Linked DNA regions of Homo sapiens: all the other regions are linked to region 2. The links are chromatin loops, found by intact Hi-C in ENCODE. Cell type or tissue: heart left ventricle. All regions are shown on one strand. Links, peaks and the distances in the headings refer to the core of each region. The heading gives the core; the rest is flanking DNA.

Region 1 (8,017 bases), core at 1,896-6,895, 280 kb after region 2:
CCCCTCCTTTTTTTTTTTTTTGCGTGGATCCGAGTCTGGCTTGTTCTTCCTCTCTGGGAGCATGGCACTGAGTTTCAGCACGTAGTTGGCCCCATTTCCCTATGGGTGAGGAAGCTAACATCAGGAAAGTTTGAATATTGAGCTACAGTATTTGCTGTTATTTGCTGCAATGCGGAAACCCAAAGGCCAAGTTTCCAGAGAGTCTGCTGGGGATGTTGACTTGGTGCTGGTCAGAGTGGAAGCTGAAGCACATACTATTTTATAATAAATACTAATGAAATCCTAGATCTATAATAGCATTTCGGATATCTAAAACAAACCATGTGCTTGTAAAAAAGTGGAAAGAGATCAACTTTAAGCCATAAATTCTTGGTAATAGAGGGTTTTTTTCTATTAATGTTTGATAGATATTTTTATTTCCAGAGGAATGTCAACTCCTAATTTCATAATGTATCATGGGCTTAAGAAAATTGAATTTAATAAAAAGCCAAAGATGAATGGCATCCTTAAAGGTCCCAACACTTGTCTTTATTAGCAGGACAAACTGTAGGTCTCCAAACACTGCTGCTCTCCAAATGAAAGTTTAAATGAAAAGTACAGTTGTGTCACAGGTTAAATTTCATTGTGGGCCCAGCTAACATTGTTAGTGAGGAGCTGGCTGTATTTGTTTCCTTAGACACCAGGGCAGCCATACTCACCAGGCTATAGAGCTCTTTCTGTTGAGGAAGTGTTTCTTCTACTTAGGGGAAGAGGAAGGACACATCGGAAAAATCAGGAGTCAGATGAGCCTGATTCATGGGCAACACCTCAGAGTTGGCTCTTGGAATCCTGGATACCTGATTTTGCAGGGGGACCAATGTGTATTTTTTTGGTGTGTGTTCGATTTTGTTATTCAGTTCCAAACCCCCATTTACTCTGTATGTAATGCTTCTTGGGGAACAGAAGGTCCAGGGAATTGGGAAATGAGTGTCCCCCTCTCTTCACCTTGGAAGGAGAGGTATTACCTGGTCTAAGCAGCAGTCTGGGCCTCCCTTCTCTCCCCTCTGCCTCAGCCTTGCAGCCATTTTGCCCTTTCTATCTCTGGGAATAAGCTCCTGTCAGCTTCCTCATCTTTGGAGATCAGCCCACGGAGACAAGGCAACCACAATCTTTGAATCTCTCTGGCATGAAGTCTGACTGACTTGATTTGGTTTTCGGTCCTGATGTGTTGGATTGAAATAGATGCTTTAAAAACAAGCCCAATATTAGTGGGTATGTTTTGCCGGGAGGATACCTGGCTTTCCTGGGACATCAAGGAGATTGACCATTTCTCCTTGTGTTTTCCCACCCATCAATTTCCTAAGTGCAGTCAGGTGTCATCCGTTTCGTGTTGCTTCTCCAGGCTGTCTCTGGAGAGAACCACTTTACCTTGATTTTAATGATACTGGAAAGGTCTTCTCCAGAATGAAGGACCTGGGGAAGGGGTGCTGCTGGAGCTGACTATTAGGGTCACTGAATAGGCAGAGCCCCCTTCCTTTCTCTCTGCAGTGGAGGCCCTTTCCACATGCTAATTTTACTCAGAGAATTTTGCTTTTATTTATTTTTTTTATTATTTCCTATTTGTCTCTTCCAGATGTTTTCAGGGCAGTTTTTTTTTGTGTTGTAAACTAATTCCATTCATGTTTTAAAAATTTATGAAAGCGCTAATAAAAATGTCAAAGTGGTAAAAATGTTAGCTTTTCCTCTGCTTTGATTAAATTTTGCAAACTGTTTTTGAATATTAAAAAGCAATAATTTTTTTTATTCTCTCTCCTCGCTTTCCCTCTTCTCTCTGGTACGCACGTGCTCTCTTCTGCCCTCTCCCCACTCTGGTGCGTTCCTCCCTTCCCAGGAGCGATGTATGAGGCGTGCTGCACAGCCAGCGTTCTGCAAGCCTGTTTGCACACCAGGACCTTGGTGCTGTGCATCTCTATTAAATAGCGGAGACAAATTAATCTTAGAGACACCAAACAAATTGTCACTCCTTGTCCTTCTCTTCCATTATGTTTCAGTGGACTGGGAAAGGCTAGCTAAGCGATTGGGCTGGCGTTGTAGAGGTAGTGTGTGCTGCCTGAAAGGTGGGAGGCGCTAGCTCCTATTACTGTTACTCTTTTCTCCTTCTCTTTGGGATCCCCTTTGGCTTTATTTTTTATCTTTTTTTGAAAAATAAGAACTAATGAAGAAACTTACCAGCTTGGTTCAAACTTCATACAAGGAAATCTATGCATTGGTCTGATGGCTGGTTGTCTATATGGCAGGAGATCAGACCCATTTCAGGACAGGGACCTGGGCAAGAGAAAGAAGGGCGTATTCTTAGGGGCTCAAGTTAGCAAGCCTCTGCTAGAGAACCAGTTGGAGAAACTGGGGCAGATGATACCACTGTCTTCCTTCCCATTTCCAGAAACAATGGGGATGAGGGCTGTGTTCAGTCCCTGGAACCTATGAGGATATTAGCAGTGGGAAGGTTAGGATTGTAACTGCTGGTGCCGTCTCACTCAATCTTGGGTTTGGCCTGGCAGGAGCTAATGAACCCAAAACACTAATGAATCCAAAACACTCATTCTTTGTTGACTTGGAGCTACTGTTGGAAATGGTTGATTACAATAACTTATTTTTCCTTTTCTGTATCTTTGGCACTCCAGGAAATCATCGAGTTCCCCATCCTAAAGCTAAATGGCCGGACCATGGAGATTGAGTCTACCTTTCACATGTATGTCCAGCCTGTAGTCCATCCACAGCTTACCCCATTCTGTACAGAGGTAAGGGCCCTGGAAGTGGGCAGCAGGGGCTGCTGGGAGGGGAATTTTGGAATCCTTGGTGCTCTATATAGGCCACTTAGAGAAAGCATAGGGCTTATCAATCCTTAAGGCAAGTGCACACTAGACCTAGCAGTTAGGTTTTATGAAGTCTGCCACTCCACTCAGGTCACTGTTGTTACTGGGGACCCAGGGAGAGCAGTGGCTTAGTCTACCCCTGCTTCCCCAGCATCCCTTCCTGGTGACCGGCACTTGGAGACCAGGAGCAGAATGGCATTTCTGGGGTTCAAGTTCTTTCCAGTTCAGTTTTCCTTAGGGCCCCTTGGCAAGAGGTAAAGATTTCAGCCACTTGGAAGGCAGGGTTATGTTCAGGCCTTCTTAGCTTTCTGGCATTGTTACTCTGTCCTCCTGTAAAGTGGTCCTGTGTGAAGCGTAGGTTGAGTTTGTCGAAGGTACATTCTGTCACCGAGGGAAGAGAAGAGTGGTCTCAGTGAAGCATGAGACCTGGCTGGCCAAGGCTGAAATCTGCTTATCCTAGGTGGGTACTGTACTTGGCCTCCTTGTCAGCAGGTTAGTATTGGTTGCATTTTACAGATTGTGAAACTGGGCCTAACTGAGATTTTAATGATTGCTGGAGGCTCAAAAGAGCCATTGGCAGAGGGGAGGAGCCCCTGCAAGTTCTAACTCCCAGAACTGTGTGAAGTCTTCTGTGGCTACTTTTCCCTGTGACATGTCATGTAATGCACTCAGTGGTGGCCAACAGGCTGTGGTGCAATCAGGGGTTAAGAATGTGTGGTAGCAGGGGTGATGAGAATCTTTTAAGAGTCTGGGGCTGAGGTACATTAGAGACTTTGTGCCTTCATTTAGAGACCTATCTTCTACATGTGAATGAAATAGGTGAAAAAGGGTTCTTGAGTTATCCCAAACAGTCTCCTTGGTAAGAAGGCTGGGGATGAGCCTGTTTGACCCTGGTGGGCCCTGAGGCTGACTTAGCCCAGACAGGAGGTCTCGAGGTTGCTCCTGAATTCGATGCCAGTGTTTGCCAGCTGACCCAGGTGGGGCTTTTGTTGCAGGCATCCATCTGCCAAGGCGCCTAGCCTCTTAAGCCTTTTGTTATTCCAACTAATGATGTTGGGTTCTGGTTTTCGCCTTCCTCTGCCGGGGTTTCCCCTTTCCCCTGGGATTTACCTATACCACCAGGGGGCGCTAATCTGACTTTTCTGCCCTTTTTGAAAAATCACCATTTTAATGATGATGAAAATTCCCTTGCTTATGCGAAGGGAAGGAAAGACTTTCTTTAAGCCAGCCAGTTACCTGAGCCCTCCACTGGCCTTGAAAGGCTAATGTCCTCTTGTCCTTACGTAGACAGGCAGGCCCAAATTTTAGTAAGTTTGCTACCTGTTTAGGAATGTAACAGTATTCTGCTGGAGCTGGACCCTGGGCAGGAGTGGATGCTTGAGAGTATCGGAAGAAGAGGGACTTCTTTTAGAGTAAGGCTGCTGCTGCTACTTTTTGTGGGAATGGGAGGAGGGATTGTGAGACTATGATGAACAGTTTCTTCTCTCTAGAAAGCTTCACCCAAGGATGCACATACATAATTTGGAGGGGAGTAGGAGTGGTAGTTGGGATCTTTATTATGAAGGCTGTTCTAAAAGTGAAAATGTGGTTGTTCTGTAGGCACCGGGTCTGCCATTTTGTCTCAGGTTTCCAGAGCTCAAAACTCGCCATGATCTTGTCCATCCTTTTTTGGCCAGCCTCATATCTCTCTGCTTCATCTCCCACCTAGCTCCCCTCACCCAGAGGTTGCCCTCTTACAGTCTGTCTTTTCACATGATGGTCCTCCTGCCTGCACAGAGTTCCCACTCTCCCCGCCAACTCCTGCTTGACCTCCAGGACTCTGCTTAGGGTCACTTTCCCTGATCCCCAGATTGAGTTGTGCTTATTCCAACATAGAACTGATCAGATACTTTATACTATAATTATTTATCTGTCTTTTCACTAGACTATAAGTTCTTTGAGGGAAGAAACTAGACCTGATCCATCTCCATCCCATCATTAGGGTCTGCTACCAAGTAAACACTTGATACGTGTCCCTTAAATGAATGAATATTGTCAAGGAGTTATTTTCTGTCTCTCCCAAAAACAACTGTACTGCTGACTTGTTATTTTGAGTAAGTAAGTAAAGTCTTGTTTGGAAAACCTCAGATCATATATATTTTGCCCTGTCTCCATACCAGATGGAATTGTATCTCCGAGAGGCATAGACACAGGATGGGGGCTGTCATTCTGAAACCTCATCCAACCTGGCAGTTGGTGCCTTTTGCGGGTGGGGATGGAGGTCATTCCAACCAGAGAAAATCTCTCATTAGTAAGTGTGAGGAACAGTCCCAAACCTCCAGATTATACTTAAGTAGTTCCTCTGGCAGGATTTTCTCTCTTGTGCACAAGAAGTTCTTAACCCCAGTGTGTGTGTGTGTGTGTGTGTGCACGCACATGCGTATGACATGTGCACACACATGGGCACATGCTTGGGGAGAGAAGCAGGCTCAGTGCTGGACAGTAGGAAGAAGGATTCCAGTTTGAACAAGTCTCTAGCACACACAGAGAGACTCCTACTTTTACTGCTTCATATTAGGAATGTGTTAGTACCCTTCTTGAGGTCCCTTCTTAGTTTCAGTTGAGAGTCGGCCTGGAGACGTGGTTCTGACAGAGATAGGATGGGATGTGTTTCATTCCTTCCCGAGCCCTTTCCCTTTGACCTCTAGAATCTGCTCCAGTTCATCAAGTCTCTATCTCTAGCAGCTGGGCTGCTGCACAGTCCCTAACCATGTCTTCTTTTTGTTGTTGTTATCATGAAAAAAAAACTAGAGAAATACTCATTTTGCTAAGTGCCAGTAAAGGGCTTTGTCTTGCACCTGTACTTATAAAGGGTGAGATTTATTGGTCTCTTTGTCTGAAGAGAAAGAGTGGGTCTGATTATCAGATTGCACACCAGAGACAAGTGCTTATGTAATCAACAAACTGTCTTGGTGTCAGAATACGATTGTGTTGGAGATAAACTGTGAAAGGAGAAAGCACTGGATGCTGACATGCTATTGGCACTGAGTTTCCTGGGCTGCTTCCTGTAGTTGCTAGTGTTCTTGATGAAGCCAGCTCATTCCTGGACAAAGCCCTTGTGAGGGTAGGGGATCTCAGTAACCAGCCATGTTATCAGTCAGGGTCAAAAGCCCCTTGCCTTGTGGTTTCTGAGTCTGGAGAAGTGGGAGTTAATCTGTAATCCCTCATTGAAAGGAGCCACAGAGCACACATTAATTCTTCCTCTCACCTCTCCTGCTTTAAGTGGCTAAGGTCTCTGAGCTCTGTTTAGCCTGTGAGCCCTGGTTCTCAGCTTAGTAATACTTGGCTTTGCTCTAGTACCTTTCATTGTAAGGAGTGAAAGCTTTTTACAAACATGTATTAACCCAAGTGGGACTGGGCTTAAACTGTAACATGAAGGATTTAAGTTAGGCCTAAGATAGAACTTCCCAGTATTAATTTGATAAAATTGTCTCGTTCCCTCATAGCATCCTGTATAAACCTTACACGTGTCTTATAGGTCATTAGTATCAGGTAGAGGAACTAATTTTTACTTAAAAAAAAAAAAAAAAGATGGGGTCTCTCTATGTTGCATAAGCTGGTCTCAAATTCTTGGGCTCAAGCAGTCCTCCTGCCTTAGCCTCCCAAAGGGCTGGGATTGCAGGCTGAGCCACCATGCCCAGCCCAGAACTAACTTTAATTTCATCCCTTCTTTGTCCAGTGCCTTGGCAGAGCTGAAAAGGGGTGGTCCATCCTTGGAGGGATTAATACAGGAGCCTGAGGCCTTCCCTGAGAAGGCTTTGTCTAGCTGAGCCAACTGCTCAAGCCCCTGTGTCTCTGGGGGCTAAATGCAAATCCTTGAGGAGCTCAGCTGTGAGCCATGCTTTACTGAGCCACAAATGAAAATGGCTGTTGTCTGGGAAGCATGGTGAGAGAAGGAGCTGACCTCACTAGGCTCCTCCCAGGCTGATGATTCTAGGATCACTGAGCACTGGAGTGGAGTTTGTGAAAGCCCCAGGATGCTGGAGCTCCATTTCCCCAGCTCCAGGTGGGAGAGTTGGGTTTAGTCTGCAGTGAGGCATCCTGCAGCAGAACACCAGAGCAGCACCCTGGTTTTCCATTTTGGTGTAGTGATTTTCTTGCCCCACATCAGTGATTTTCCTGGGGCCCAGGGCAGGGGCTTATGGGGTACACACAGGTGCTGACCTAAGCCTTATCTCCAGGGAGGGAGGGCTCTTGGCAAGGGTGCATTGCTTTCCTGTGTGAGTGAGACTTTCTTTAAGCCCTTGGCATTCAGCTCATTTGAGAGACCCTTGGTGGGAGCCAAGAGAAGGAGTGGACCTAACCTTGCCGCCTGAAACTCAGACCAGACACAAGACTAACATTTGGACCCTGGAGCTTCCTAAGAAGTGAGAGTGGCTGTGGTCCGCCTTTTCCAGGATGGTCCTGATGTTGAGCCTCAGCTCCAGGCCTGAAGATGTGTCTAAGCCCTAGGCTTAACAGGAGAGAAGCTGGACCAGAATGGGCAGCGGTGGGCCTGTGGGTGTCTGTCACTAATCTGGGGTTGGTAATAAGCCTCCTCCTGACTCTCTTTGGCCCCTTCATGCCTGAGGCAAAACAGGGCAACTGCCTGCTCGGTTTGCGGCTCTGGAAGATGTAGAGGCTCTCGGTACTAGTTGGGGCTGGGTGTAGGAGGGGGCTGCTGAGAACATGTATTCCATGAGGGCAGAGTTTTTACATTTTTCTTCACTGCCGGATCTCTAGTTCCTGTAATGCGGCCCAGCCCGTAGTAGGCTTTCTATGAATAGTTGTTGACTAAATAAAAGGAGGAGTCCTTTGTACTCCAAGATTATTGAAGCTGCTGACTGAGGGCACTTCCCCACTCCCAGCCCCCCAGCCCTTAGCGGACCATCTTTTCTTCTCTTTGACTCAGGCCCTCCCTCTACTGGGCAGTTCTTTGGTCTTCCAGGCAAGGAAAGGGTGTGGAGGTGCCAGCCGGGTGGGCATGCTGTGGGTTAAAGCTTTGCAAAACAACAGTGTAGTTAATCTTTCTAATTTATTTTCCTTTTAGACCATGGGAAGTCTGTAGGCAGCAGCTGTTACCCAATTAAAATACAGATTAATATAAAAACAGTTTCTGGAATATAAAATAGAGTGGCTGTGTCCTT
Region 2 (8,017 bases), core at 1,482-6,481:
CCGAAACCTTCTTTTGCTTAAATGAAGCCTTGCTTCATGGTCAGTGAGAGTCAGAGGCCCTAAGGGTGTCAAAGGGTAGAAGCTCTCGAAATACAGAAGCTCCAGAACTGCTCTCCTTACCAAAATATCAAGTGGTCATAGACCTGGTGGGAAATGGGTGACCAGTGACCATGTGAACATAACCAGACAGCAAAATCCCATGCCTAGAAACACTGACAGACATGCACACCAGGACATATGGCCAGTCACGTGCTCCTAGAGGGTCCCCAGCAGCTCCCCTATCCCAGAGCCCTCGGCAGGCCTCTCTGTGGGCCCAAGCCCCACCCGGAACCCCTGGGCTGCACGCTTTCTCTCTCTCACTCAGCAATTTCCCTACCCAAGAAAGCTCTAAGGGTTTCAATTACCGGCGTGTGGGATTTAGTGCCCTGGGCTTCTCTGACTGGAGGAGATTTATTTGAAGGTTTAGTGTCGTGGAGAATTCACGTCTTCACTCCCAGGAGCCCAGCTTCCGTCCTGAGCCCCTAAATCAGGAACCAAGATGGGCTATTGTCACTTACCGCATTAGCCTCGTTAGCGGACCAGGAGGGGTGATTAATAGCAATACACACACAGCCATCTTGCTCGCTTGCAGCTCCTGCTGCTGCTCATGACCTGGGGAGGGGTGGGGAGGAGCTGAACCTGCTCCAGAATAACTGAGGACTCTGGGCTTAGCCCCCTCCCTGTTTCCCCCTCCCCATCACCAGGCAGGAAAGTCCACATGACCATTCAAGATCTGGGGACAGTTCAAAGATTAGCAAGCCTAGCCAGAGAGAGCACATCTGGAGGCCTGACTCTTGGAGGGGGCGGGCAGGGGGCATGAGGGGGCTGGTTTCAGGATATGTCCCAAAGTGTACACCTGTGTTCGAGAGAGAACGAGAGAGAGAGAGAGAGAGAGGTGGGTGGGGTGGGGTGTGAGGAGACAGTGGGGGGTTGTATGTGAAGGAGGTAGACGGGTGTATGTTTATTTCATTTCCCAAACTGTCTTTGAGACTGGAGATAGCGCACTGAGGAAGACAGACAAGGGCGCCGGGAAGAGGAGGCGTGTACATGAGAGAAAGAGGTCCATGTAAGAGTGAGAAAGACCAAGAAGTGTGCAAGGAGAAATAAAAAAGTGTGGCTGAGAGAGGGGTGAATATGTGCATGTGAGAGGCTTCTATGAGACAGAGAGGTGCGTGTGTGCCGGAGCCATCTGGGAGACATTCGTGAGAAACGGTGTGTGTGCAAGAGTGGGTGTGTGAGGGGAGATGAGAGAAAGGGGTGCATAACAGACATGTTGTGTATGAAAAGAACGTGAGAGGTGTGGATGGGAGGGAGGGGCACAGCGTGAGAGAGGGAGGTGAGGGAGGTTCGTGTGTGTGTGTGTGTGTGTGTGTGTGTGTGTGTGTGTGTGTGCATGAGAGAGAGAGAGAGAAGGGCGTGTATGTATGTTGAGACAGAGAAGGATGTACGTTTTCTGTCTTGTTTTCCTTTGTCTCTTCAAATTCTCCCCTCCTTGCCCCTTTTCCCCCCAAAGTTTTTGGAGCCATGCTAACCTGGGTTTGAATTTCACTTCTGGCTACTTCATTCATTTATTTATCCATTCATTCACCAAATTATTACGGAGCATCTGCTAGCTTTTACCTTCCTGTGCCTCCTTTGTCTTACCTATAAAAAGAAGATAATAATTATACTTGCCTAACAGGGTGATTAGGATACCTTGGTGGTATAACTTACATAAAATGTCTCGAAAGAGCACAGAATTTGGAGCTGGATGCACTCTATAGCACAGCATCTGGCATGTGGGTCAGGAAATGGTAGCTACAGAGCTGCAGCTCCTCTGCCAATCCCTTTCTCTCTTCTTTTTCCATGTCCCTTATCCTCCTCCCTTCCTCTCTCCCACTCGCTTGTTCTCTCTCAATCACAGCTGAGCCATAGTATTAATTATTAGAACCAATTGACTGTTTAGACTCTGATGTTTTAACTAATCACCACTAATGGCAAACACTGGTGGGCAATCACATTCATTTAGTTCTTGGGCAAACTCCTCATAGTTGAGAGCGGACTAGAGGGAAGGGATCCAGCAATAACTGGCATTTGGGAATGATGGGAGGGGAGGCTCACTGCTGCCTAGAAAGAGGCCCTTCTCTCCTCCCTGGGCCAGCCAGGTCCCTTGGGATGGGTCAGCTGAGCCTTGCCTTGGAAGTGGGTCGGCTTCCTTCCCTATCGTTTTTCCTTTATTTATTTTTTTTGTGACTGAGGGAAGTGGTAACACTAATCAAATGCTTACTCTGTGCAAAGCACTGTACTATTTTTTTTTTTTTGGAGACAGAATCTTGCTCTTGTCCCCCAGGTTGGAGTGCAATGGCACGAGGGCTCACTGCCACCTCCGCCTCTCGAGTTCAAGTGATTCTCCTGCCTCAGCCTCCCGAGTAGCTGGGATTACAGGTACCTGCCACCACACCCAGCTAATTATTGTATTTTTAGTAGAGACAGGGTTTCACCATATTGGCCAGGCTGGTCTCTGACTCCTGACCTCAGGTGATCCACCTGCCTCAGCCTCCCAAAGTGCTGGGATTACAGGCATGAGCCACCGCACCCAGCCCCTTCTCTGTCTTTTTACTTCTCTGCCCTTTGGCCTCAGTCTCCCCTTTTGACTTAGAATTCTTTCATGGGAGTCTCCAGAAACCACTACAGTGGAAATATCCCAGAAATATCCTACCTGCTCCCCTTCCTTGAGTTGCTTTTTAGTTGTTGTCCTTCCTAAAAGTCCATTTCCAGAAGAGTCATTTAGACATAGGTTCAAAAATCTTTGCTCATCGGCCAGGCATGGCGGCGCACGCCCGTAATCCCAGCACTTTGGGAGGCTGAGATGGGCGGATCATGAGGTCAGGAGATCGAGACCATCCTGGCTAACACGGCAAAACCCCGTCTCTACTAAAAATACAAAAAAATTAGCCGGGCGTGGTGGCGGGCGCCTGTAGTCCCAGCTACTCGGGAGGCTGAGGTGGGAGGATGGCGTGAACCCGGGAGGTGGAGCTTGCAGTGAGCTGAGATTGCGCCACTGCACTCCAGCCTGGGCGACAGAGCGAGACTCCATCTCAAAAAATAAAAAATAAATAAAAATAAAATAATAAAATAAAAAGTAAAATAAAAATCTCTGTTCCTCACAGGGCATCTGCTTGATGCTGGTTGGAATGGAAAGCTGTACCCTGTCCATTCTGGCTGAGGGTTTCAGTGAAGAGAGCAGACAAACACGTGCTCAGTATTGCTGAGTCTGGAGAGAATGCCAGGGCTGGGGATGTGATCTGAGCATCATGTCCCTGAGAAAACACCTGCTTACTGATCCTGTCTTCTTCACACTGAGGCCCCAGAGCCCCAGCCTGCACACAACCCTGCTGTGCACTGAGCCCTGGCCCATCCTGTACCTGCTCCCCTAGTCTGTCCCGGGGAGCCAGATTCCCAGAACTCAGGAATGCCAGCTTCAGGGTGCAGGACTGGCTGGGCCAGATGGACCACAGGGCCCGGGCGTCCTGGAGGGGGTGGCCTAGGTGTCCGTGGCCAGTAGGTGTCGCTGTGGCTCCAGCACTGGGAGGGGGTGTTAGGCAGGGGCCCCGGAGCCGGCCGAGGTGTTGGGTGCCCTTTGGCCTCCCACCCCTACCTCGGGCCTTCCTTCACTCAGAGCCTTCACCAGGCTTCTCACACTTTCTTTAAGTGTCCATGGAACACTTGGAGGTTAATCTAAAACGCAGATTCTGATTCAGCAGCTCTAGAGTGGATCCTAGATTTTGCATTTCTACCAAGCTCCTAGGTGAGACCAGTGCTGCGGGTCTGTGGATGCTCTTTGAGTGGCAAGGTCCTAACTAAACGGCTCCATAGTGGGGAGGCACTGGCTCTGCTGTCTTCCAAAGCCAATCTTCACCCTCACTCCTATGTCTTTAAATAAAGCCCCGAATCAGAGGCCAAGGGTAGAGCCCCCTCTTTTTTTGGAGATGGGCTTAGCTAGACCAGCATGAGTTGGGCAGTTTCTAGAGAAGCTCTGAACCTAAACCTAACTCCAGTACTTTGAACCAACCCAGCCCTACCTCCTAGCCCAAGTCCTAAACTTCAATCCAATCCAATCCAAATTCCCCAAATTAACCCCAGTTCCCAATGGGCTATTGATTGCTTCAGTCCTGTCCCAAGACCGAATGCCCCCTTAGCCTCTCTGATAACCTTCCTGGTCCTCTGCCATACCTTCTTCTGGATACCAGCCTGAGCCAGGGCGGTGGGGCAATAGGGTCTGGGGACACATGCCTGGATCAGGCTCTTACAGAACTCAGCAAGGGAGCTCAGGCATTGCTCCAGACAAAGGAAAAGAGCAATTTGGCAGTCTAGTTGAGAACAGGCTCTCCCTGCTCTCCCAGACTCTCCCTGCAAGGCCATTTCTGTTGGGGAAAGTTCTGTCTCTGCCTTACCCCGTACGGCTCTGCTCTGCCCGATGGGCTCCACTTCCTGGGACGTGGGGAAGGCTGGGAGGAAGCATGTCCATTAGCCCAGTCCCAAGTGCAGGTGAAGGGGGTAGGATGGAGGGAGTGAAAGGAGGAGGAGGGAATGAAGTAACAAGGAGGGAGGGGGGGAGGCAAAGCGCCCTCCAGGGCTTTTCTTTTCAAATCAAAGTTTCTCTTGGGGGCCTTTCACTTTTCTTTTTCTGTCCACTGCCTGGCCCTTCTGGGTAGTGCAGAAGCGGATTCCTGCAGGGGTGGTAGGTTGTTATTCAAGCTGGACTATAAGAGTTTATCCCTTTTTTTTTTTTCTTTTGAGATGGGGTCTCACTCTGTCACCCAGGCTGGAGTACAGTGGTGCCATCTCAGCTCACTGCAACCTCCGCCTCCCAGGCTCAAGCGATTCTCCTGCCTCAGCCTCCCAAGTAGCTGGGATTACAGGTGCCCACCACCATGCCCGGCTAATTTTTGTATTTTTAGTAGAGTCAGGGTTTCACCATGTTGGCCAGGCTGGTCTTGAACTCCTGACCTCAAATGATCCACCCACGCCTTGGCCTCCCAAAGTGCTGGGATTATAGGCGTGAGCCACCATGCCCGGCCAAGAGTTTATCCCTTTTAAGTCTCATATTTTGTGATTTTTAAGAGTGCAATTATTTTATTTTATATCATTTAAAAATTTTTTTGAGACAGGGTCTCACTCTGTCACCCAGGCTGGTGCAGTGGCGATCCTAGCTCACTGAACCCTCGAACTCTTGAGCTCAGATGATCATCTTACCTCAGCCTCCTGAGGAGCTGGGATACAGGCCTGTGCCACCATGCCCAGGTAGTTTTTATTTTTTGTAGAAACAGGCTCTCACTATGTTGCCCAGGCTGGTCTTCAACTCTTGGGCTCAAGCGATCCTCTTGCCTTGGCCTCCCAAAATGCTGGGATTACAGACATGAGGCACCACCCTGGCCTGTTATTATTATTGATATCTTGTGATATTTAGCACTTTAGATATGAAAAATTTCTTTAGATAGGGAAAGGTAAAAGTTGCCTGAGGTCATGTTGGTCGAAAGCTTAAAAATGAAACTTTGGGCTCCTAATAGTCCGATGCTGTGTTCTGACTCCTACACTGAAAACATCTGGTCAAAGAAATCCTTATCAGGACTGTGATAGGACAGTGGGTCTCATCTCTTGCTGCCCTCTGCGGGTCTAGGGCATGGGATGGAACAGGGAAAAGGGCTTTGCCAAACAAACTGGTGGGTCCCTGTGGGCTGGCTCAGGCTTGGGCCTGTGTTGGGAGAGAAGATTGGGTATGGTCTGCTCCTGGATCTGTTCTGTGTCTGCCTGCTGGGCTTCTGTGACCAAAAGAGAGAGCTGTAGAGACACCATGGCAGCTCTGGGCCCATCCCCCCCATCAAAAACTCCTTCCTCTCTCCTCAAGCTTATATCCTCATTTCTCTCCACATGGCATCCCCCTCTACTCCCACTCCCTGCGTCCTATCCTGGTGGCTCCATTGTAGGCAGAATGCGAGGGCCAGGGCTGGGCTGTCATAGGGAACAGGAGTTAGGCAAAGAGCTGGGAGGGCAGAACATGAGCTTTGGCCTCGGGGAGACCTGGTCTTGAAAGCACCTGGAAGCATGGCTAGCCATGTGTCTTTGGGCAACTGCTGTAACCCATCCGAGTCTTCTTTTCCCCACCTAGAGACTGAGGATGATAATACTCACCCCCACCTTGCTTTAACAAATGAATGAGAGGAGCGTGTACCACCTGAAGCACAGGGACTTGCAGAGTGGCTCTCAGCATGCCTTCCTGCCCCAAGCGGGGAATCACAGAGCAGGTATGGGCCTGGGAGTGCAGAGGGCGGGGGCTGCCAACCTGGGAGCCCACAGGCTCTCGAGTTCCTCCTCCCAGGAAGGCCTGGCCCTTCCCCAGGCACAGTGGTCAGTGGCCAACAGGACAACACAGGGCTGTGTCATGAGGAAGGCAGCTGCGTAGGGGGCTGGGCTGGATGTTGTGTGCAATAAGGGCCTGAGACAGAGGGGCAGCTGGGAGGCCTGGCCAGGCACAGCCTGTTACCAGCTGCGCAATGGGCCTCTCTGCCCTGCCACCACCAGCTCCCCCTAGCTGAAAAGTGCCAGTCCCAGGCTCCCTTGCTCTCCTAGCTCTTGGTTCTAAGCACAGAGTGGTGCTGCGGGAAGGAATTCGGGGAAGTATACCACGACTGAGGCTGGGTTGGCTTGAGGCAGAGCCTTCCCTCGCCCTCTCTCTCTCTGTCTGTTGGTCTGTTTCTCCCTTCCTTCTTCTCTCATTCCTTTCATTTTTATCATGTCCTTTTCCAAACTTAGTCCTGGAACACCCTCAAAGATTGTGGGCCAGTCCTCTGGGGGTGTGGAGTAAGGAGTGAGGCCCAGGCTCAGAAGCTCACAGGATGGGGGACGGCTTGAGCACCTAAGATACCACTGTGAGGATGAAGTGAGGAGTAAGGAGGAGGAGGAGGAGGTCAGGGCTCGGAGGTGGAGAGGGCTTCCTGGAGGAGAGAAGTCTGGAGTGTCAGATGGCAAGAGAAGGAAGAGTGGAGTGAAAATTAAGACAAAGGCCCAGAGGCAGCCCAGCAGGACTAGTATGGCTGGAGGAGGAGGAGGACAGAGGAGTGAGAGGGTCCAGGCTCTAAAGGTGAGTGGGGCCTCCCATGGGCCTTCTTTCTGCGGGCATTTCAGAGCCGGGAGGACTTATAGACCATGTTGTTGCCCCCTCAATATTTAGACAGGAAATTGTGGCTTGTGACTAGAATATTCCTTTGCAGAAGTTCACGCTCTGGCCATGCCTCTAACCACACCCTAATAAGCCAGGGACTGGCCCAGCACAAGGCAGTTGGATCCTTAGACATGGCGGACGTAGCTGGAATTACTGACCTCACTTAGTAAGAATAAAACCAAGACTCAGAGAAGTCAAGCAAGATACCTAAGTCCCACTGCAAGTGCATAATGGCTCTGGGACTTGAAAGGACTTAGATTCCTTAGCAAGGCCTGCAAGGGCATTGCGCATGGACGATAGGTGACCTGCCAGCCTCCTCTCTTGCTGCCTCTCACCTTGCACACCATTGTCTTGGTCCCACTGAATTCTTTTGGTTTCTCAAATGGGTCTTTAAACATGTTGTTCCTGGCTGGGTGCAGTGGCTCATGCCTGTAATCCCAGCATTTTGGGAGGCGGAGGTGGACAGATCATCTGAGGTCAGGAGTTCGAGACCTGCCTGGCCAACATGGTGAAACCTTGTCTCTACCAAAAATATAAAAATGGCGTGGTGGGTGCCTGTAATCCCAGTTACTCGGGAGGCTGAGGCAGGAGAATCGCTTGAACCTAGGAGGCGGAGGTTGCAGTGAGCTGAGATCATGCCACTGCACTCCAGCCTGGGTGATAAGAGCGAAACTCCATCTCAAAGAAAAACCAAACAGCAAAAAACAAAACAAAACAAAAACCATGCTGTTCCCTCTGCCTGGAAAACTATCTTCCAGGGCTCAGCTTCAAGGTTAA
Region 3 (8,017 bases), core at 1,184-6,183, 590 kb after region 2:
AGCCCTGATGCTGACCCCAAGCCCCACATCAACGGCCTAAGCCATGGATGCATGCTGGGACCCATGTTTACTTGGCTGCCACCCTCCCCTCCTACCACGTGTACACACAAAACTCCTTTGCGCCACCCCCCGCCAACTTACCCCTACCAAGACCTTGACCTGGCCTTCCTTTGGCCCTCCATCTCAGCCTGCCCCTTGGGCCCTTAGAAATTATTAACCTCGGGCCAGGCACAGTGGCTCACGCCTGTAATCCCAGCACTTTGGGAGGCCAAGGCAGGCAGATCACCTGAGGTCAGGAGTTTGAGACCAGCCTGACCAACATGGAGAAACCCCATCTTGGCCGGGCGCGGTGGCTTACCCCTGTAATCCCAGCACTTTGGGAGGCCAAGGCAGGCGGATCACAAGGTCAGGAGATCAAGACCATACTGGCTAATACGGTGAAACCCTGTCTCTACTAAAAATACAAAAACAAAATTAGCTTGGTGTGGTGGCAGGTGCCTGCAGTCCTAGCTACTCTGGGGGCTGAGGCGGGAGAATGGCGTGAACCCGGGAGGCAGAGCTTGTAGTGAGCCAAGATCATGCCACAGCACTCCAGCCTGGGCGACAGAGGGAGACTCCATGTCAAAAAAAAAAAAAAGGAAACCCCATCTCTACTAAAAATACAAAATTATCCAGATATGGTGGCGCATGCCTCTAATCCCAGCTACTCGGGAGGCTGAGGCAGGAGAATCGCTTGAACCTGGGAGGCGGAGGTTGCAGTGAGCCGAGATCGCGCCATTGCACTCCAGCCTGGGCAAGAAAAGCAAAAACTCCGTCTCAAAAAAAAAAAAAAAAAAAAAAAGGCCGGGCGCGGTGGCTCACGCCTGTAATCCCAGCACTTCGGGAGGCCGAGGCAGGCGGATCACGAGGTCAGGAGATCAAGACCATCCTGGCTAACACAGTGAAACCCCGTCTCTACTAAAAATACAAAAAAATTAGCCAGGCGTGGTGGTGGGCGCCTGTAGTCCCAGCTACTCGGTAGGTTGAGGCAGGAGAATGGCATGAACCCAGGAGGTGGAGCTTGCAGTGAGCCAAGATTCCGCCACTGCACTCCAGCCTGGGTGTCAGAGCCTGGGCAACAGAGCTAGACTCCATCTCAAAAAAAAAAAAAGAAAAGAAAAGAAAAAAAAGAAATTATTAACCTCACCTCCTCCTGCTGGATGCTGAGGCTCCTCCCCCCACCCCTCCCCTCCTGCAGGAGTGGGCTATGGTATGATGGTGGTGTCCACCTACATCGGCATCTACTACAATGTGGTCATCTGCATCGCCTTCTACTACTTCTTCTCGTCCATGACGCACGTGCTGCCCTGGGCCTACTGCAATAACCCCTGGAACACGCATGACTGCGCCGGTGTACTGGACGCCTCCAACCTCACCAATGGCTCTCGGCCAGCCGCCTTGCCCAGCAACCTCTCCCACCTGCTCAACCACAGCCTCCAGAGGACCAGCCCCAGCGAGGAGTACTGGAGGTGAGGCACCTGCAGGACCTGGGGTGGGGGGAACCTGGTGGCAACCCTGTCCCCACTGGGCAACCATCTGAAGACAAAGTAGGGTGCCTGCTGCAGGTTCAGCCCGCTGCTGGGCTGGGAGAGGGTAGAGGTGAGTGAAGAGTTTAGGAGAAGAGCCTGATGTACAGAAAGCAATGGAAGATGGAGGCCGGGCACGGTGGCTCATGCCTGTAATCCCAGCACTTTGGGAGGCCGAGGCGGGCAGATCACGAGGTCAGGAGATCGAGACCATCCTGGCTAACACGGTGAAACCCTGTCTCTACTAAAAATACAAAAAGAGAAAAGAATTAGCCGGGCGTGGTGGCAGGCACAGGAGAATGGCGTGAACCCGGGAGGCAGAGCTTGCAATGAGCTGAGATCGCGCCACTGCACTTCAGCCTGGGCGACAGAGCAAGACTCCATCTCAAAAAAAAAAAAAAAAGAAAGAAAGCAATGGAAGATGGAATGTTGAGTTGCAGGATCTTTACAGAGTAGCCGTGAGGAAGGCCGTCAGAAATCCAGCAAACCAGCCTTCAGAGGAGACTCAGGGGAAAGGGGGGCAGATCCTGGGGAGAAGAAGAGTGTGGGCAAAGGCTCTGTCCCAGATGAGCAGAGGCTGGCCCCAAAGCTGAAGGGAGCCTACTCTGATGAGAGTAACAGGTGTGGGGAGAATGCATGGGCTTCAGGTGGCCTAGGAAGTGGCACTGCCTTCATAAAGAACTTGCCAGGATTAGGCTTAGACTTGATGATGCAGAACAAAAGACGCCATGGAAGGTCTCTGAGCCGGGGGTGCCGTGATCAAGACATCCTGGCACATTTTGTTCAGAGGCGACAGAGACCAGAGTCTCAGGCCATCCTGCTGTGCCCTCCACCCACCAGTTGGAAATTCCCTGTGTCTTGCTGGGGAACCCCTGGGCAGAGGGCTTTGGGGGCATGCTGGCAGGCCTCCACCATTTATTCCACAACATTCACGCCTCTGCTCTGCCAGGCCCTGTGTCCCCATGGTAGGTATGAACAGCCCAGAGCCCCTGTCCTGAGGAGCTCACAGGGCAGTGGGGAGACAGATTGCTAATCACAGTAGGGCAAGTGCCTCGGTCCAGGTATGTGCAGGGGTGTCACAGAGACACAAAGAGGTAGTGCTTGGTGCTAAGGGGATGGGGCAAGACCAGGCAGTCAGAGCTTCCCAGAGAAGGGAGAGAGGAAAGTAGAGAGATTGGGAACCACATGAGCAGGTGAGCAGAGGCCAGAAGGAGGCAAACTGGAGCTGGGGTTGGGAGCAGGTGGGACGCTGAGTGACAAGACAGAAGAGGCCAGCAGGCATCATATAACACAGGGCCTCCCATGCCAGGCTAAGGGTTTGAGGCTTTTCTCCACATGTGATGGAAAGCCATGGCTGAAATGTACAAGGGTCTGAGGATACCGCAAGTCACCACAGGGCCTCTAAACCCAGGTCCAAGTACTCTGACCCTGAAGGACTCAGCTTCCCTGTGCCAACCTCTGGGCTGGGCTGTAGACACTCAAAGACAGGTAAGACAGGGCCACTATTCTCAAGGACCCAGAGCATAGAGAACACAGTTGCTGTCCCCCAGAGGGGCATGGGCAGACTCAGGCACTCAGTTACCAGACAGGTCATTTCATTTGTCTTTCATTTTTTAATTTTTAACATCCTAACATTTATTTTCTTTTTAAAAAATACACCTGGAACTGAATGGACAGATGATTTCTTTTTTTTTTTTTTTTTTTTTTTTGAGACAGAATCTCGCTCTGTTGCCCAGGCTGGAGTGCAGTGGCACGATCTCAGCTCACTGCAACCTCTGCCTCCCGGGGTAAGCGATTCTCCTGCCTCAGCCTCCCTAGTAGCTGGGATTACAAGCACCCGCCACCACGCCTGGCTTGTTTTTGTATTTTTAGTAGAGACAGGGTTTCAACATGTTGGCCGGGCTGGTCTCGAACTCCTGACCTCAGGTGATCCACCCACCTCGGCCTCCCAAAGTGCTGGGGTTACAGGCATGAGCCACCACACCCAGCTGATTTCTTGAGCACCTACTAGGTACCAGGTACTGTTCTCAGAGGGGAGAGAGGGCAGGGAGGCAGACATTGTCCTCACGGAGCTGCCGTCCGATGGGAGAACGAGCAGATATTGCTGAGTGAGGCGTTTTATTACATTTGAGGCATGATGTGGACTGGTCAACTTGATCTAGTCTGGGGTGATGAACCTTTCTGGAAGCTCCCAGAAACACAAAGCCTTGTGCAACCCCACCCCCAGATGCTCCAGTGGTGGTTGTCCCAGGGACTGACTGCCAGAGATTCCCAGCCCTGGGCCCACCCAGGGCAAAGCTCTAGAGATTTTATCCAGTAAAATCAGAGGGGAAGAGCCTTCAAAGAAATCTGGCTGGTGGAGCCGCTGCACTCTACTCCCCAGCGCGGGCTGGAGCCAGGCCTGCCTAACTGGCCACTGTCCCATGCGGGATACCTTCCCGGCAGCACGGCTCCCTGCTGCCCTCTCCTGGAGATCCAGGGAAATGGCCCTGAAGAGAGCAACCCAGGCTGGCTTCAGCAAGGGAGGAAAGGAAGCACCCTTATTGTTGAGCACCTACTAGGTGCCAGGCATGTTATCTAAGTAGATATTAGTATCCATATTTTCAGACTCAGAAACTGCCGTTTAGAGGTTAAGGAGCTAGGCAGCAGTCGCTGTATCAGAATCTGTGTGTGTTGCGCCCGTCTGGTGCTGCTGTTGCTGGGTGTGCCGGGGTGAATTAGGTGGGGGTGGCTGTGCAGGTGTTTAGTCCACACTCTCCAATGACCCTTTGGACAGCTGCGCGATCTCACTGGAGTGCCACAAAAACCCTGTTAGGTAGCTTGTGTAGGGATTTTAAAAATCACCATTTTACAAATGAGGGAAGCTAATCAAAAGTAAGATGAAGAGACTCTAAAGCGAGAGAAGCTCAAACGGCAGATTTCTGAGCCCATGTCTGCCTCTCACCCACTCACCCTTCTCACTCAGGGTCCTCCCCTCCCTCGCCACCCTCTTCACAATCTTGCCTTCCAGTCCCCTGTGCTGGTCTGATACCTGCTACTGGGTCCTAAACTCGTGACCAGGCCTTCTCACCTCTGCGGTCCCTGTGGGGCCCAGCTCCTGTCCCCCAGGGTCTTCATGGCAGCTCTGGAGTCACACAGACTCCTCCCAAATCCTGGCTCTGTCGCATATTAGCTGTGGCCTTGGGAGGTCGTTCACAGTCATTTGTCCATGAAATTGGGCAGTCGTGATACCTACCTGGTTTTAAAGACAAAATGAGATAATGCAGCCTAAATCACTAAGACTGCTGATAGGAGCTCAGGCAGCACAACCACAGCCCCTGTGGGACCTGTTCCTGAGGGTCCTGTTCTCAAGGCACTCACCACCTGGCCGGGGAAATAAGATTTGTCATGTGGAGACATTTTTAAAGCAACGCAGAGTAATTCTGGAGATGTCATGTGTCAAGAGGTCACTTGTAAATACGTTGGGTTCCAAATGTCCTTAGGCTGTTTGATCTCAAAAGCATGTGGTCCAAAACCAAAACCAAACAAAAAACAGAATATGATGCCCTAAAAATAAAGCTAGAATTCATCATTTGGTTTCCAGGCTAGCCTTTTAAACTCTTCAGTCCCTAACACTGTAACGCTATATTCTTGCAGTCAAAAATAATATAGGCCAGGTGCGGTGGCTCATGCCTGTAATCCCAGCACTTTGGGAGGCTGAGGCAGGAGGATTGCTTGAGCCCAGGCATTCGAGACCAGCCTGGGCAATATGGCGATACCATATCTCTACAAAAAATACAAAAATTAGTTGGGCATGGTGGTGCACACATGTAGTCCCATCTACTCGGGAGGCTGAGGTGGGAGGATCGATTGAGACTGGGAGGTCGAGGCTGCAGTGAGCCATGATTGTGCCATTGCACTCCAGCCTGGGCTATAGAGCAAGACCCTGTCTCAATAATAATAATATAAAACACTACCTGTTTAGCATATATGGTTAGACAAAGTATTAAAAAATCCTTCAGGCCAGGCGTGGTGGCTCACGCCTGTAATCCCAGCACTTTGGGAGGCTGAGGCAGGTGGGTCACCTGAGGTCAGGAGTTTGAGACCAGCCTGGCCAACATGGTGAAATCCCCATCTCTCCTAAAAATACAAAAATTAGCCCAGCGTATTGGTGCATACCTGTAATCCCAGCTACTCGGGAGGCTGAGGCAGGAGAATCGCTTGAACCTGGGAGACGGAGGTTGCAGTGAGCCCAGATCGCACGAATGCACTCCAGCCTGGGTGACAGAGCAAGACTGTGTCAAAAAAAAAAAAAATCCTTCAAACAAGAAATGGTTTCTTTACTTTGAATGCTGGTGCTGGAGGTAGAGCAGTTGTTCTTTGCCCTCTTCCCTGAGGGCTGGGGAGATGCCCCTGCAGGCCTGTATGCCCAGCACTTAGCACAGGCCCGGGCACGTAAATGTCTGATTGATCAAAAGATCACAGCTGGTATGACATAGGGTGCCAGATGGAGCCACCCAGAGGGGAGAAATTTGGGTCCAATCTTTTTTTTTTTTTTTTTTTTTTTTGAGATTGGACTTTTGCTTTGTTGCCCAGGCTAGAGTGCAGTGGCACAATCTCCACTCCCTGCAACCTCCACCTCCTGGGTTCAAGCAGTTCTCCTGCCTCAGCCTCCCGAGTAGCTGGGATTACAGGCACCCGCCATCATGGCCGGCTAATTTTTGTAGAGACGGGGTTTCACCATATTGGCCAGGCTGGTCTTGAACTCCTGACTTCAGGTGATCCACCCACCACGGCCTCCCAAAGTGCTGGGATTACAGGTGTGAGCCACCACACCCAGCCAGGGTCCAATCTTTACTGAGCATTCCACTGCTTCCCTCAATTTATCAGAGATAGAGCTAATTGGTGCACGTGAAATGCTCACTGGTGGCTTCCTGGAGGAGGTGACACCTGACAGAATGAGGAAAAGGCATTCCTGAAGGGAGAAGTGTGCAAACAAGGACCTGGGCTGAGCCCAACTGGGGACAAGGAGATCTCCTCGCCCAGGAACTAGGAAGACCACCCAAGCCTGGGGTGTGGCCTCCAGGAGCCCTTGAAGGGCCTGGGAAAGGCTGCAGAGCAGTGGACTGTGTTGGGCTCCCCAGGGGCTGCAGCAGGTGGAGGGGACTGGGCCGGCCAGGGCTGGGCCCCTGAAGTAGCTCCCATGTCACACAAGGTGGCTGCTGGGACCTCATGACAAAGGAGGGTACAGCCCGGGTGGGCCCTGGGCCTTGGGAATTTGTTGCTGGGCAGCGGCGGCTGGCCCTCAGTGACAGAGTCTCCCCTTCCCAGGCTGTACGTGCTGAAGCTGTCAGATGACATTGGGAACTTTGGGGAGGTGCGGCTGCCCCTCCTTGGCTGCCTCGGTGTCTCCTGGTTGGTCGTCTTCCTCTGCCTCATCCGAGGGGTCAAGTCTTCAGGGAAAGCAAGTACCCCTCCCCAGCAGGGTCTGTGCCCACCCAGAAAGACCCTGCCCCCTACCTGGGTTATGTGTGTATTGCAGGGAGGGGATGCTGAAGGGACTCCGGAGCCGGAGAGGGACCAGGGGGCTGGTGGTGATTAGGGAGCCAGGGTGGTGGTGCCCAGGGGAGGGGAGAGCCCAGAAGAGTCCATGGAGCCCTCTTGTGCCAGGTGGTGTACTTCACGGCCACGTTCCCCTACGTGGTGCTGACCATTCTGTTTGTCCGCGGAGTGACCCTGGAGGGAGCCTTTGACGGCATCATGTACTACCTAACCCCGCAGTGGGACAAGATCCTGGAGGCCAAGGTGGGAAGTGAGGGAAACCGGAAGGGGGCTGGGGAGGGGCCAGGGAGGTGCCTGCCTCTGCCCACAGCTCCTCACCCACCGGTCCTTCCCTGCAGGTGTGGGGTGATGCTGCCTCCCAGATCTTCTACTCACTGGGCTGCGCGTGGGGAGGCCTCATCACCATGGCTTCCTACAACAAGTTCCACAATAACTGTTACCGGTGAGTGCTCCCTGCTGGGCTGAGGCTGCCCCCTTCCTGCACTCTCTGCAGCCTGATCTCAGCTCCAGTGCAGCCATGGGCCCACGAGGCCTCCTTTCCCCTCATGATCTTGAGGTTCTGGGAATACTGGTTCTGGATAAAGTTGTTGGAGAATGAGGAGAGAGGTTTAGGCAGGAGAGAGAAGAGAGATAGGGACAGTGATGTCCCAGGGGTCTGTGAGGACTCAGGCAGCTCAGGCTCCTTAAAAATGCCCAGAACAGACCAGAAAAGGAGTTGGGGGCCAGGCTCAGTGCTTCACGCCGTAATCCCAGCACTTTGAGAGGCCAAGGCGGGAGGATCACTTGAGCCCAGGAATTCAAGACAAGCCTGGGCAGCATAGTGAGACCCCATCTTTCTTTATAAAACATAAAAAAGAAAATTAGCTGGGTGTGGTGGCACACACCTGTAGTCCCAGCTACTTAGGAGGCTG
Region 4 (8,017 bases), core at 2,050-7,049, 220 kb after region 2:
AACCAGAGAAATATAACAGACATAAAGCAGGACCTCTTACCAGCCAGAAGAAACAAATAGGCCTGAAGGAATGATTGAAATTCCCAGGCTCCCCTATTTCCAATATCTTTGTCCCACAGATAATGTTGGGTGCATCCAGCTAAAGTTTATCTCTCTGGCTTTCCTCTATTCCAAGTCGCATTGCAGACCACATCTTTCTTTCCTCAGATGTGTTAATACCACTGATTAGTGGTCAAGTAGCTGTTCCCAAGAGCCTCAGAGAGGTTGGGCTCCTTTCGTCACCTGTTGATTAAGTTAAATTCTCTCAAAGGCAACCTTATCTATAAGTTCTAAGTACTAACTATAACAGTTTCAGCTGAGATGAGAAGAGTAACTGGAATAAAAATTACTGAATAATATAAGATAGTATATAGCAAATGAAGAGGTAATAGCACAAGGTTTTCAGGCATGGGAATGAATGATGAAAATGATGAGGAAGACTGGTTTGTCAGTCACATGATGGTGGAAGCTGGAGCCAGGGAATAGTGAGGGACAATGCAGGCAGGGAGACTAGGCAGGAGGCTGTTATAGTCATCTAAACTAAGCCAGCTCCAAATTCTAGTCTCCAGAGTCTATGACAAACTCATCTCTCTATCCTCAGCACTTAGCCTAAAGCCTGGCATGGTGGTTTTCGATGAGTGGTAAGTGGTCAATTTTAATCAGCATAGCAATTTTCAAGTGAGTTGGTACTTTCAAGGCACTTAAAAAATTTTTGTGCCAAAATATTATCTTATTAATTTATTAATCCTATTATTTCTGCTCAGCAATATCTTTATGTGTAGTAATATAGCCACTTATTAAGGGCCCACAGTATGGCAGACATTTAAAATTTTTAATATAATTCTCATAACAACCCTATAATGATCTATAGATATAGCAAAGCACAGTTCAGATAATTTTAAGAAACATACAAGTTTTCATAGTTAGAAAATGACAGTGCAGACACTAAATAACATATCACAAATTAAGAGAAATAAAGTTTCATCTTATCACTTTTCCGAAAAACAATAATCCTTTTCATTTTATGATGAAAAAACCTGACCCACAGATAAGCTAAAATAGTGGTCCCCAATTTCTTGATCATGTCTACCTATCTGTAAAAAAAGTATACATTCCCCTAATATACATATGTTTATTTATAAATTATCACTATCAGCTAATGTCTTATGGTACAATATATGCTTAGGGCAGAATTCATTAGAATGTATGTATATCTATGTTTCAAATACTCTTCTTAATAATTTCAAAAAGTTTTTGCTGACTTCTTGTCAGATCTGATTAGCTTGTAATTGCTTATATCTGATCATCTGGCTAACAGCTCCTACTAGGAGTAGACGTGATGGCTTGTGTTTGAATTTTTGTATTATTTTCAAGTCATATTTTCTTTGCAGAAATCTTTTTTTTTTTTTTAAGACGGAGTTTCCCTCTTGTTGCCCAGGCTGGAGTGCAATGGTGTGATCTCGGTTCACTGCAACCTCCGCCTCCCAGGTTCAAGCAATTCTCCTGCCTCAGCCTCCTGAGTAGCTGGGATTACAGGCGCCCACCACCACGCCAGGCTAATTTTTGTATTTTTTAGTAGAGACGAGGTTTCACCATGTTGGCCAGGCTGGTCTCGAACTCCTGACCTCAGGTGATCCACCCGCCTTAGCCTCCCAAAGTGCTAGTATTACAGGTGTGAGCCACCATGCCCGATCTGCAGGAATCTTTTTAAACCATCTGTTCATTCTATGGACATGTTTAGCTAAAACTGGTTAACATAATCAGCAAATCGCTTAACTAGGCACATGCTAACTGCAACATATCATAGGCACCACTGTCAACTCTTACATTGTTGAGATCTCCATCTGCCTTCAGCGTGCATCGTGTCCCTCACATGACAGGTGACCAAATGACTTAAAGAGTGAAGATGTCCATCTCAATGCTCATGTAAAATATCAGTAAAGCTCATTATTTTAACAGTAAAACTACATATAAATTGTAGTTCTACTATTTTCTTCCTGACCTAAGGAATCACCTTTGAAGACCTCTAGGCAAGAGGATCGCCTCAAGCAATAAGGTCAGAAGTTTTCCCATTGGCTTTCTAATTCTTAATCTAGAGTCTTCCTGAAAATGCTGTTTCAAGGAGGAAATACATACCTTCTTGGCTGGGCAGATCTTCTAGGTCTTTTTGCACTTGCCTGGTGAATGAGCTTACTCTGAGTCTGGAGTGTAGGGGAGGAGCTGGGGGTTTGGCATGATCATCTCAGTTTTAAGATTGGGCCTAGAAGAGTCATAGCAAAACCCTAGAATGCAGCTCTGCTCTCTCGTTTTCCTGGTGGTCACCACAAGAAGAGACAGAATCACAAATGGACTTGTTGATGAAAGAGGCTTTCAGAGGAACTCTGTGAGAGCCTCTTGTTTCACTGAAGAGGGAGATGTGGCACTACATGCCCCAGGACCCTCAGCCTGTGGGCCTGGGACTTACCAGGACCTCACCAGGGACGAAGTTTCGTTGCATGCCTGGCTCATTTCTACTCCATTTCCCCATTGGGTCAGGGCCAGGAACCCAGATGTCCCCTCCCTTGGTGCAGCCACTGTTTCAGAGTCTCTAGGAGGCAGAGAGCCTGGAGGGCAGTGGGGGCGGGCAGGAGGAGTAGGGTCCTCCAGTCCAGCTGGTCTGATGGGGGCTGTGTCTTGGACTAGGGAGAGTCCCCCAGACTATGCTTGGAAAAGCAAGAGAATGCTTCATTTTCCTTACTACCATTTGGTGCAACATCTAGTCCAGTCAAAGGAGTTGTTGGGGAGCTCCCAACCTCCAAACTTGATGCACACAGAAAGGCTGAGGGTCTTTGATCACCTGGAGCACAGCCCTTTCCCCTCAAAGACCCCTTTAGAGGTGGAATTCTCTGGACTTTACTAGGAGGCTCCTCAATACCCCACAGCACACACCCCTGTTAGCCTAAATCTTGAATCCCTCTCCCTATCTCCCTCACTTTGAATGACTTGGAAATTTACTCCCAAATACCAGGCCCTTCCAAGTCTGTCTCAATAAATAATAACAGCTAACTCTTAATGAGCACATGCTAAATGGCTTATGTGGATTAATTCACTTAATCCTAACGGCAAGTCTGATGCAGACACTACAGTTATCCACATTTTATAGATGAGGAGATTGAGGCACAAAGAAGCTAAAGCCCTTGCCTGAAGTCACCTAGCTGGTTAATGATGAAGGTGGCATTTGTAGCCAAGCAGTCCACCTCTTGATTCTGCTCTTAACCACTATACTATGCACTATGATATACTTCATGTTAAAAATGGATGTTTTTGGACATGGGGGTGGGGGGAGGGGGGCGGGATAGCATTGGGAGATATACCTAATGCTAGATGACGCGTTAGTGGGTGCAGCGCACCAGCATGGCACATGTATACATATGTAACTAACCTGCACAATGTGCACATGTACCCTAAAACTTAAAGTATAATAAAAAAATAAAAATAAAAATAAAAATAGATGTTTTCTCAGCTTCCATAAAGTATGACTAAAAACACGTTAGGAAACATTTGATCTGTATCATATGAGCTATACAAATGTAGCTTCAAGGTACATCTCCCCAGCTGCCTTCCAGCCAAATGGCTGCTGCCCCAAAGATGCTCCTACCTTAAAATTCTAGAACTGCTGCTGCAAATGCCCTTCGTTTTGATCCTCCTTGAGGCCCTTGGTATCCTCATGGATACCTTCATTGGTGGTCTTATGTGCTGTCAGTGATATTCCTTTCCACTCAAGGGAACACCTGCAGTGCTCACTAGCTGAATGTTTACTCCTCTTTCTGGAAGGAAGATGAAAGCAAGCAAGGAGAGCTGGGTACACACACATCCATCAACTGGGCTTTGATCTCTCTGCCTGGGAAGCAGATTTCACACTCAAGCCAACTGCAACAAGTTTTACTAGTGCGGTCTCCTGTGATATCCCATCCAGTCTGGAATTGAATCTGCACAGTAGTGAGTCTCCTCAATGCCATGCTCCCCAAGGACCCGGGGCTTGCTCTCATGTGGGTAAGGTGAGCACTCAACAAATGAACTGAGGCGGGACGTGCAGTCAGTTCCTGTGGAGTTCGAGCAACATCAGGCCCAAAACTCGGAGCCCCTACATAGTAGAGCCCCTACTGTTTGCAGAGTCCATCACGTGTCCACACTTGCAGCCACAGCTAGCAGAACAGGAGAGAGGCTTGTTGGGCACCAAGACCCACCCGACCCATGGCTGCTGCCCTTAAGCCCTTTAATTCTGATGCAGGATCAGGTAGGTAACATGGGCACAAGTGAAGACACTGTCTCATGGCTGTCTGAGGTAAAAGGGATTCAGTGAACAGATGAAGGAGCTGCAAGGAGGAGACGCCAGGTGGCAGCTGGAGAAGAAAAGCAGTCAGTGAAGACAAGAAGGGCAGGGGACCAGCTGTGGAGAGGCCAGACAGCTGGCTGGCCAGAAGAAACCCTTTAGGATGTCGTTTGGGGCCTGAAACGCACCCTCAGCAGCGTAAGTTATTGCAACGCCCTTGCAAATATAAAGTGCTGTACAAACACTAAATCTAGAATGGCTAATAATTTTGTTATGTTAAAGCATTCGTGTCAGGTAATTAATGTACTCATTGTGATCATTTAATTTTATGGCAGGTAGTATAGGGCTGGACAGAAATAGGGCTCTTTGGCCCAGTCCTCTCATTTCTCATTAGATAAGCCAACAACGCGGCCTCCCTGGTCTGCTGCGCCAAGGTGTTGCTGGAGAGAACTGCTGCAGGAGGCTCAGAACCTGGACTTGGGGCCTTCATGAAAGGGGATTTCATTTTCCTTGGCCCCTGGTGCCTAGAGGCCCTAGTGCCCCCTGGTGGTATCTGAGGCACCATTTCCTCAAAGGAAATTCATAGCTGAATTAGTGGGGAAACAGACAATTAGTTGCCTGGATAAAAGCTTCTCCCTTGACAAGTGTGCCTGAAAGCCACAAGGGTGCTGTGCACAGTAAAGGTGGAGTTGGCGTGGCTGTGTGGTGCTCCTTGTGCGGGCAGGCCAAATGGAAGGCTCTGTCACAGTTGGAGCACCTGGAGGGAACTAGGAGGCCTGGCCATACTGCCCCAGAAAGCCCTAAAGGGAAGCTGTTCAGGCTCCTGTCCACCGCAGGCCACTACGGTGCTCTGGTGGAAAGGGGATCTCTCCTTGTTCCTTGCCCAGTCTACTGAGGGCTCAGCTTGCAGCAGGGACTCCATCTTCCATCTGTTCTCTCTATTCCTTCCCAGTGCCCATCACCCCTCCAACCCCTCAACACACCCCAAGCCAAGGCAGGTACTCCTATTCCTTTCCCTAAACCTTCCTGTCATCTCCTCCATTGTGAGCCCTTCTTGACTAAGTAGGTCCCAAAGAAGAGCCTCACCTTCCATCTGCTCTCAGTCCCAGTTTGTATGCCAGCCTGAAGAGGGGTTCAAGAAGGTGTAGGGCTAGGGCTTGCCCCAGCCCTGAATGAGCCCCCAACCTCACACATGTCTATATTCATGTAAATGCAGACATCTGTCTCTGCCTCGACCTTCTCATTGATCCTTTTGTGCCTAGAAGTGGTGACCAGTCGGCTTCTCCATGCTGGATATATTAAGGTTAACTTGCATAGAAACCGAGTTATGACTTACAGAATCCTTGGCTGTGGTCATTGCCCCCGCCTCCCTCTCTCTCCGTACTCTGCCTGGATACCACCTCACTTCAGATTAAAGGTATAGCAGCGGGTTGACCAATAACTAATATATTTATTATGGACCCAGAAAGGTTTGGGTCCTAGTATCTTTCTTTGTTAAAGTCAGCAACAGTTGTCTGGATGACCCATAAACTCCAGGTTACTTATAACCTGGTGGGTGAGGGCACAGGGAAGACAGTGGGTTTGCTAGTGACAATGGCCCTGAACATCTCAGAACTGGTGTGTCCTTAGGAAGCTCTCTGCATAGTATGATGACTACTGTCTTCCAGACTAGTATTTGGCCTAGAGCTCCATGTTCATTAGCACGAGTCTCACAAAAATAATAGCACTGGCACTACTATCCATCGAGGCACCACTATGTGCCAGGAATGCAGAAAAGTACTTTGTGTATTGTCTCATGTAATGCACCCAACACTCCTATGGTGTTGGGGTCATTTGTGGCCTCATTTACAGGCATAAGAACTAAGTCTCAGACAGGTTACGTAGCTTACTTAAGGTCATAGGGTTGCTAGGTGGCAGAGTTGGAATTTGAACTTAAGCAGTCTAGGACAAGAATCCACATGCATAACCACTACTCTACATTGCTTCTTTCTGTGCTATGCTGTCTGGATACACTGGCCTACTATTCCAAAATAATTATTTTAGTCTACTCTGTTCCAGGGACTGTGCTGGGCCCTTGAGAGAGGAGGACTCTATACAAGATTGATGGATTTATTGATATTTCCTATTTGCCAATCACTATGCTAAGCTGTACTGGAGAGGAATCTATTATCCGATGAGTGGCTGCTACATCTACAGCTCTTGACCAAGAGGAGGGGCCCTGGGTGCTTTCTTATGTATAGATGACCACATGTGGTATTAAGTGACTTTACCACCCTGGCCACAGCAAACTGGATCAAGGATGAAGACCTGGCTGGGTGCGGTGGGTCACACCTGTAATCCCAGCACTTTGGGAGGCCAAGGCGGGCGGATCACCTGAGGTCAGGAGGTCGAGACCAGCCTGGCCAACATGTTGAAACCAGAATTGGTGTGTCTCTACTAAAAGTACAAAAAAATTAGCTGGGCGTGCTGGTGCGCACCTGTAGTCCTAGCTACTCGGGAAGCTGAAGCAGGAGAATTGCTTGAACCTAGGAGGCGAAGGCTTCAGTGAGCCAAGATTGCGCCATTGCACTCCAGCCTGGGTGACAAGAGAAAACCTTTGTCTCAAAAGAAAAGAAAAAAAAAAAGATGAAGATCAGACCCAAAGACAGCCAATCTATTGGCTGACCAAGAATCCACAGTGTGGCTCAACAAGAAATCTCTGCCCAACAGAGTTAGTGACTAGGGTATGGTCAAACCAACAAGATCCTTTTCCTTGGAAATATAAACTCTTATTGGTTGGAAGTGTTGGGTGCCATAGAAGCAAGGACAGAGTACTAAGTGACCATAACGGTGAAACATAAGAGTAGAGATCAATGAATGCCCAATTCAGAGGCAGCAATGAAATCACCTAATTTCTAGAACTATGCTGTATCCTGAACCAGTTCTAGTTCTCTAAGTTTTTTTATGATCTCTGTGAAGTCTAACCGTGTGGCTATATATCTTGACTTGACTTTCTTATTTCTGTCTATATCCTCACAAAGATCCCCTATAATCAACATAATTTCAGTGTGTCCTCATGGAGCTCACAATTGAGCAGGCAATACAGATGATAATGAAGCAATTATTTACCATAGATAAGTGCTACTATGGGGGAAGCCCAAGAGGCTGTGAGAGTACAGAGGCACCTAATCTAACCAGAGACAGTCAAGGAGGGCTTCCTGGAGGAGGACGAATAGCATACAGTTCTCATTTTATTCAAAGCAAAATCCACATCTTTAAAATGGCCCACAGTCTTTAAAATAGCCTACATAGGCCGGGCACGGTAGCTCAGGCCTGTAATCCCAGTACTTTGGGAGGCCAAGGCCGGCGATCACCTGATGTTGGGAGTTCGAGACCAGCCTGACCAACATGGAGAAACCCCGTCTCTACTAAAAATACAAAATTAGCCAGGCGTGGTGGCACATGCCTGCAATTCCAGCTACTCAGGAGGCTGAGGCAGGAGAATTGCTTGAACCCGGGAGGCGGAGGTTGCCGTGAGCAGAGATTGTGCCATTGCACTCCAGCCTGGGCAACAAGAGCAAAACCCCAACTCAAAAAAAAAAGAAAAAAAAACAGCCTACACAATCTGACACTCTCAATTCCCACATTCCCTCTCTAATTTCTATTCCTATCACTTTATTTCCCTTC

Evidence for each region. Peaks named below come from ENCODE experiments on the same cell type or tissue, not always from the same donor. Only the 100,000 strongest peaks of a DNase experiment are listed, where the experiment ranks them.
Region 1: it touches region 2 in a loop (4-fold over the local background); 6 of 110 quality-filtered maps call a loop at or near these places.
Region 3: a loop joins it to region 2, with 4 times the contacts of the local background. A loop is called at or near these places in 15 of 110 quality-filtered maps.
Region 4: it touches region 2 in a loop (14-fold over the local background); 94 of 110 quality-filtered maps call a loop at or near these places.

The regions. Positions count from the first base shown.
Region 1 is chr1:44,314,388-44,322,404 of GRCh38, reverse strand. ERI3 (ERI1 exoribonuclease family member 3) reads left to right here. Exons shown (of 9, transcript NM_024066.3): 4 at 2,661-2,777. Among named protein-coding and RNA genes, the nearest start is that of ERI3, 37 kb to the left of the region's middle. RefSeq lists an enhancer at 7,581-7,750. In heart left ventricle, for the core only: a CTCF peak has its summit at 3,957 (motif pointing right); no DNase peak of the experiment used is centred there.
Region 2 is chr1:44,590,883-44,598,899 of GRCh38, reverse strand. All of the region lies in intron 2 of RNF220 (ring finger protein 220), which reads right to left. Among named protein-coding and RNA genes, the nearest start is that of MIR5584, 49 kb to the right of the region's middle. RefSeq lists a silencer at 3,486-3,657. In heart left ventricle, for the core only: no CTCF peak of the experiment used is centred there; a DNase peak (open chromatin) is centred at 3,579.
Region 3 is chr1:44,001,844-44,009,860 of GRCh38, reverse strand. SLC6A9 (solute carrier family 6 member 9) reads left to right here. Exons shown (of 14, transcript NM_001024845.3): 5 at 1,238-1,508; 6 at 6,876-7,008; 7 at 7,215-7,349; 8 at 7,445-7,548. Among named protein-coding and RNA genes, the nearest start is that of CCDC24, 14 kb to the right of the region's middle. RefSeq lists silencers at 4,085-4,144, 3,971-4,177. In heart left ventricle, for the core only: a CTCF peak has its summit at 4,037 (motif pointing left); a DNase peak (open chromatin) is centred at 4,000.
Region 4 is chr1:44,375,261-44,383,277 of GRCh38, reverse strand. No RefSeq gene overlaps it. Among named protein-coding and RNA genes, the nearest start is that of ERI3, 24 kb to the right of the region's middle. In heart left ventricle, for the core only: a CTCF peak has its summit at 4,906 (motif pointing left); no DNase peak of the experiment used is centred there.